2 separate regions of the Homo sapiens genome follow, and region 2 is linked to region 1. The links are chromatin contacts, found by POLR2A ChIA-PET in ENCODE. All regions are on one chromosome and are shown on one strand. The core of a region is the stretch at or near the end of the contact, and the rest is flanking DNA. Distances in the headings are between cores, read along the strand shown.

Region 1 (3,736 bases), core at 252-2,751:
CAGATGCCTCAATGTCAAAGGTGGTGTTTTGAGAGTACGGAGGATTAGCTGGTGCCACATCTGGGGCCTCTTAGGTGGCTGCCCAGCAGAATATGACCTAGTCCTTCCCACAACCCAGCCTCAACCCTCGGGAAAGAGAACCAAGGTTCCTGCTGTTGTGTCCCTTCTGATGCATCCCGGCCATGGGAGAAGAGAAACCTCTGAAAAGGCTTTCCAGGGTGCAAGACCCCCGCAGTGTTCAGAGGGGCAGGAAAGGAACTCCCTCTCCTGACTTGAGTCTGGGTCAAATGTCCATGTGGCCTACTTCCTAGAACGGGAGGGATGGATGGGGCGGGTTTGCGGAGACCAGGAGAAGGTTGCTGGCAGCCAGCCCAGGCTCCATTTCCCTGCCCTGGGAGGGTGTGGTGGCCCAGGACCCCACAGCCTGTGGGGCCCAAACCCAGTGACAAAGACATGCTTTGAGTCCCTCTGACTTCCAGATTGCTATGGGGAATGGGGAGGAGGGGAGGGAGGAAGGAAAGGGCATCCATCCCAGACTGAGTATCCTGAAGCCGGCCATGACTTCGGTTTTGCCACTGCCTGTCCCCCTGCCTTTGTGGCCGGTTGTGTGGTGGTGCTATTTTCAGCATGAGCAGTAGTAGCGCGCAAGTGTCGTTCTGCGCAGTCAGCCAACTTCCTGATGTGAAACCCTAGCCGGAGGTCTCCCGGGCCCCTCCCCGGGCGCGCGGGCAGGCAGGCCCTCAGACTAGTTCCTGGAAACTTTATAGCCCCTCTCTCTGCACTACTCAGTTCCTCTCTCAGGGATTGCTCAAATAGTAAAATAAAACATTATAGTAACAGTGAGCATTTATTGATCGCCTACTATAGGCCAGGCACTGGGCGAGGCGTTTCATTGATATTATCTCATTAGTTACCACCTTGCCTTGCTTGTTCTGTATCCTGCTTGAGAAAGAGGTATAGTGTGTGGAGAGCAGGCATGTCATTTCTAGCTCATTAAATTTGTTGCTGATGGATTGGTCTTCAAAAAGCCATCATTTTTATGGAAAAAGTAGATTTCACTTACATCGTTCTGCTTTGCAGGAAAACCTCCAGAAAGTTCAGTTTGAGCCAGGCCCATAGCCGCCTGTGTCCACATCAGGCATGACCTCAACAGTCATGTCACCCATAATTCACAAGCATCTTTCTGGTCCCAGCTGTTCTTCTCATCAAGGAGGCTGTATTTTAGATGTCTGTTTCTCCAGTCTTTCTCTCTCTTGCTCAACAACTGAGGCCTTTCTTGCCAGAATTGGAGGAGCTGAGGTTCTGGGTCCAGCTATGGACTGGTGGGACATGGGGTCGGGGGAGGGCTTAGCAAACCTTCTCTCCCAGCCACTGGGGCCCTGGGCCACTGCCCCTGCAGGAGCTGCCAGGAGAGTGGAAGGATCTTGGAGGAGGGCTGTTGGTGTAGGTGGGAATGGAGAACATTCCTCCAGCTGGTGGCAGGAGCTGGCTAGCCAGAGGCCTTTTTCACGGCCCAATGCAGTGCAGCTCTTGTGTGTATGAGCTTTGTGAGATTTAGATCACTCTGTATTAGCCACAGGGTATTGGAGGTCACATCAAAGGTTAGAAAGCTGTGGAAAGAGTTCTTTCCCCGTGACTCACACTCCCCAAAAACGTAAATCTCTGAGAGGAGCCAGCTTGCTTTATAGAGCTGGCAGGAGAAAGGGGACAGCAAGAACTACTGGAGAGTTTTTCTAAAGAAACCTCTGGAAGGTCGGACAAAGGAATTTTTATTGAGGAGAGGAGCCAGAGGGGAAAGATGCTCTGGGACCAGATAGATGGATGGGGTTGGGCATTGGGGTGGGGGCAGCAACAGCGCTTCAGTTGCTCCTGGCCTGGAAGGACTAGACCGCCGCATCACACAACTCCAAGAGGTATCCTGGCTTGTGCAGTGCACGACCTGTGCAGCCACACGTGGCAGCCTTGTCTTTCCTTGGTCCCTCCTGGATGGATTTGGTGGAGCCTCCTTCATGGGTTCCTATAGAATCCTCCAGAGGGTCATAGCTTAAAATTATCCACGTGCTTGTCTGCACCCATTTCTGGCCACTTCATAGTTACATCTTTGAGGACAGAGGCCATGTCTTCTAAGATTTTGCTTTCTAGCCTGGCGCATAGTATATGCTTAAGAAACATTTGTGGAATGAATAAATAAACATTGTTAAGAGAATTCTAACATTTAGAAACGGGTACGGCTAAGACCAAGCATTGGGAACGAGAAAGAGCTTTGATTTCTTTAAAGAAAAAGTATGATCCAAAAACATCAACTCCTTAAAGATCCAACCACTACCTTTAGGAAGCTCCCCAATAAAATTCTGTTCATTTAGTCCCTCCATTTCTCAAGCATTTACCAGCCCCTCTGTCAGGCACCAGCTGGGGTTCCTTTAAGATGCCCACAGCCCTGATGGGGCAACAGACATGCGCTTCTGCTACCTGCTGCCAGAATGAAGCGGTCACAACTGCCTGGAAGGCCTGTGGGAGACATGCGGGGCACTACAGGGCGCTGGAAAGGGAGCCGCTCACTCACTTTGCCAGAGAAACAGGCTTCGTGGAGGAGGTAACAGGCAGGGGCTTGGAGGGAAAGCACCTTCGGCTTTGCTCCTGTCTAGGTTTTGGCTTTTTAAAAAAATTTATCTTTGTTTATTTATTTTGAGACGGAGTCTCACTCTGTCACCCAGGCTGAAGTGCGATGGCGCAATCTCGGCTCACTGCAACCTCTGCCTCCCAAGTTCAAGCGATTCTCCCGCCTCAGCCTCCCGAGTAGCTGGGATCAGAGGTGCACGCCACAATGCCTGGCTAATTTTTTGTATTTTTAGTAGAGACGGGGTTTCACCATGTTGGCCAGGCTGGTCTCAAACTACTGACCTCAGGTGATCCACCTGCCTTGGCCTCCCAAAGTGCTGGGATTACAGGTGTGAGCCACTGCACCTGGCCCAGGTTTTGGCTCTCTTGAGCACAGAGAGGGTAAGTGTGTACTCTAAGGTCACAGAGCTCATAAGTACATCTTAAAACCCCGTTCCTCAGCTCCACATCCTGTGACATACCACTGACTTGCTTTCTGTGCTCGAGCCCAGGCCTGGAGAAGCCCCCTCCTCCTCCCGGAGCAGTGAAGGAAGGTGATGTGAGAGGAGGGCCCCGCAGCAGCTGTGGATTTTATTCCTGGGCCAACCCGGGGACTTGCCTAGGCCTCTCTTCATGTTGGCCCCATCGACGGTGCAGCTCCTCCCGCCTCTCTTAACACTCTGGTGCTGCGCTGCCTCGCTTCGCAGATCATGTGCTCCCTGCTTGGTTCCTCAGCCCTGACCTGTATCACAATTCCTCACAGCGCCTTGACACCCTCTGTCACCTGGGTGCTGCCCTTTTCCTGGCTACCCCGGCTGGTGTGCCAGCCTCCAGGCCTTCATAGGGGACTGGGGACTTCGGCTCCTCCAGGTCTGGGCACAGCTCACTCCACTGAGCCTCTCACCCAGGCCCGAGCCCAAACAGGGCTCCTGCCACCAGCTGCCAGCCTTCCCAGCCAGTCTCCTCTGCCCGGGCTCTAGGCATTGCCTCTTCCCTGGGCTCACCAGTGGTGACACTGCCCATTCCTGCCCACTGGACTGCAATATCAGAATACTTTCCCCTCCAGCAATGTGGCTCAGGAGAGAGGACATGGGCTCCAGAGTCAACTCTGTCATCTGCCAGCTCTCAGAGTTCCTTA
Region 2 (3,444 bases), core at 28-2,527, 5.8 Mb after region 1:
GAAGTTATAATCACCATTTTACACAAGACAAAACTGAGACCCGGAATCACAGAGTTGATCAGTGGTAGTGTCAATATTGGAAATTGAGCAAGCTTAATCATTATACTATTCTGCTCTTTGATTGTAAAAAGTAAACCTGCACATTTATTCACCTCTATTTGTCCCACTTACTTTGTGGTGCCTTATATGAAGGAATAGTTCAATAAGCGTATTGAATCAGTGAATTAATCTGTGACCTATTCTTTCAAGTTGTATCATTTCATTAGCAAATAGTGATAAAAACGTGGGTTTTAGACTGAGGCAACCTAGGTAGCAGAAGGTACTCACTACCTCTGTGATATGGTAAAATTACTAACATCTCTAAACCTCTTTCTTCATCTATGTTGTTGGCACAAATGTAGGGCCATTGTGAGGATTACATGAAGTGTGCATGTAAAGCACTTAGCACAGTTCCTGGAACATAATTAGAGCTGAGTCTATCTGAACTGTTTTTATTATTTTTTGAACTAAAATAACCTCCTCAAACATGATTACAATTATGTACCAGGCAGTTTTTTAGTTGTGCTTGTTTTATTAACTTTCTTTTAAAAATCAAAGCCAAAGATTCAATCATATAATCAGTGATGTTAATTTTGTTCCAGGGCTCATCCTGGCATCCTGCCCTCAGCAGGGCATGCAGTGTGGATTCTGAAAGGCCCTCTTATAGGAAGGAAGGCCAGTTCTGGAGAACAGCATGAGAGCAAAAGGTGCTGTGTGACCACGCTTTTTTCCTCCATACATCTGACATAGCTAAAGGCAGCACTTCCAACCTTGCCTGTCTATCTCCCTAGCCTGGATCTACCTTGCTGGAAAGTTACTTTGTATTCCAGCGATGATCCCAGAGCATTTTGGGTGACAAGGAAAAAACAGCAGAAGACTAAAGTTTTGCCCCAGATAACACTTAATGAGGTTAATTTACAGAACTTGCTGGAGGTTTAGGACCTAATATTGATCCTGTGCCTCTTGTGTACCAGGAGCTGTGCTGAATGTCTTAGTTTCATTATCTCATTCAATCCTTACTGCAGCCATGTACAAATTTTAGTCGTAAACCAAATTTACAACTAAAAAATAAAAATAAAAAGTGACATGCTTGACATGCTTGCCTCTACGTGTGTTTTGCAGGGCTGTGGTGATAAAATCAAATATTTCTTGTGTTTTGCCACATTTTTCTTTGAAAGCAAATTTTGCAGCGTTGCAACACCTCTGGAGTCTCCAGGGACCTCCCCTGCAGTGAAGACACATTTGGCAGAGAAATGAGGCAAAGGTTGCATGTGGAAGGCAGGAAGTTTCATTCCAGTTGACAGTTTACTTTGACCTGGAAGAAGCTGGTACCAATGAGCTGAGTTCTATTTTGTGGATTACATTTGTTTGCTTCTTTGTAGGGAACCAATATGGTGCTTGTTTACATTTTTTTTTTTTTTTTTTTGCTTTTGGTCTTGTTATGGGATGTTTAAAAGGTGTAACTTTTATCCTTCTACATTTTCCAAGTAAAGTTCAGATGTTTCGATATTCCTGACACTATTTGATAAATTATTTTAAGGAAAGGTCTACACACACACACACACACACACACACACACACACACACACACACGAGAATGGTGCCTGATTCATAATTGGCACTCACTATATATTTGCTGAATGAATACATAAGAAAATAAATGCATTTCCTTTTTCATCTTTCTCTCTCTGAGAATGGGAACTGCTGCAGGATTTTTTTAAATGGCAAGTTTCAATATATACCTTTCTTCTTAAATGTTTGCTTTAAGAATAATTTCAGAAGGAGATTATTCTAAAATATGGAGCATTACTTAATCTTAGTTATGCAGCACAGCTAATTGGAGTGGACTGTAATTCCTTTGGAATTTATTGAGGTGAGATCATTTACTTGTATACTAAATGGTCCCAGACTGATATACTGTTAAATTTGTGTAGTCTGATTTTCATAAATTTGCTGGCCTTTCTCTCTCTTATTGTCTGCTAATTCTCATTGCTTTTGGCATGTCTGGCTCTCCATTCCCCATACAATTAACAGTTTCTACTTTACTGCAGACTAGGAAGCTGGGTAATGAATTTGTTGGACCGGGCATATAATAAGAATACATAGCTTTGAATGTGGACTAGAGAGACTCTTTTCCAAGGTAAGGAAGTTAAAAGTTATGGCTGCTATAGAAACAGTCTTCATATAAGGTGATACCACACATAGTAACACTGGGTTTCAGTTGCCTGCGTTAATAAAAAGGGAGGCTTGGTAGGGATAATTCATTTACTCTTTTGGACAATAAGCATTTTCTGAGAAACTTCTGTAGGCAAGACACTGGTGAGATATAGAGAATTAAAAAAGCAAATACACAAACACAACTGAAAGATAAAACATACACAGGGGTTTATAATACAATTTATACAGTATTTCAAATAGCATGAGAATACATAATGTACTTTGAAAAGATATATAAGGTAATAAAACATTTTTGTATTTCAGAGGAAAGACAATTGTGTAACTCAGGAAGGGCTTTATAAGGAAGTTGTATTTAAAGTGAGTCTTGAAGTGATGGACAGGTTGGACAGAGAGAGATTGGTAAGGAGAAGTGGTAAATGAATTATGGTCTGACCGGGGTGAGTGAATGATATGGATTGTGCGATTTATCAGAGAGAGCTACAATTGTGGGAGAGACTGGGCAACTGAAGGCCTAGGGCAGGATATTTGGGAGATGAGAGAACAGTTAAGAAATCCTGAGAAGGCACTGGTTAGGAAGTCTGTTGAGGGCTGTTGCCTCTGCCTGTGGCAGGCAGACAGTCAGAAATGAAATCTGGATGTGACGTGGAAAAGGACAGATTGGAGCCCCTGAGTCTCTAGTTTGATGATATAGGTGTTCTGCAGAAGAGATTGGTGCTCTTAGCCACGGAATTTCACATCTGCCTGGCTTCAGACGGAGGAGTTTAAAGGGAAGATCTGGCAGGAATTGAAAGAGCAGTGGGCAGCCAGGCGCAGTGGCTCAGCCTGTAATCCCCGCACTTTGGGAGGGCCGAGGCAGGTGGATCATGAAGTCAGGAGTTCGAGACCAGCCTGGTCAAGAGACCAGCCTGGCCAACGTGGTGAAACCCCTTCTCTACTAAAAATACAAAAATGGCCGGGCGTGGTGGCTCATGCCTGTAATCCCAGCACTTTGGGAGGCCGAGGCGGGCAGATCACGAGGTCAAGAGATCAAGACCATCTGGCCAACATGGTGAAACCCCATCTCTACTAAAAATACAAAAATTAGCTGGGTGTGGTGACGCACGCCTGTACTCCCAGCTCCTTGGGAGGCTGAGGCAGGAGAATCACTTGAACCCGGGAGGCGGAGGTTGCAGTGAGCCGAGATCGCGCCACTGCACTCCAGCCTGGCGACAGAGCTAGACTGTCTCA

What was found. ChIA-PET counts read pairs that join two places held with the same protein, here RNA polymerase II (POLR2A).
Region 2: POLR2A ChIA-PET joins it to region 1 with 13 read pairs in activated T-cell. The contact joins two enhancer-like sites. POLR2A ChIA-PET finds 5 or more read pairs at or near these places in 2 of 52 experiments (BJ and activated T-cell).

What each region holds. Positions count from the first base shown.
Region 1 is chr3:184,687,175-184,690,910 of GRCh38, forward strand. No RefSeq gene overlaps it. Among named protein-coding and RNA genes, the nearest start is that of MAGEF1, 23 kb to the right of the region's middle. RefSeq lists enhancers at 2,782-3,282, 3,283-3,736. Within about 2 kb of position 1,502, at least 17 of the 41 ENCODE cell types and tissues checked have a DNase peak (open chromatin) inside an H3K27ac peak, as active enhancers do.
Region 2 is chr3:190,526,239-190,529,682 of GRCh38, forward strand. The region is part of intron 1 of IL1RAP (interleukin 1 receptor accessory protein); the gene reads left to right. Among named protein-coding and RNA genes, the nearest start is that of IL1RAP, 14 kb to the left of the region's middle. Within about 2 kb of position 1,278, at least 2 of the 41 ENCODE cell types and tissues checked have a DNase peak (open chromatin) inside an H3K27ac peak, as active enhancers do.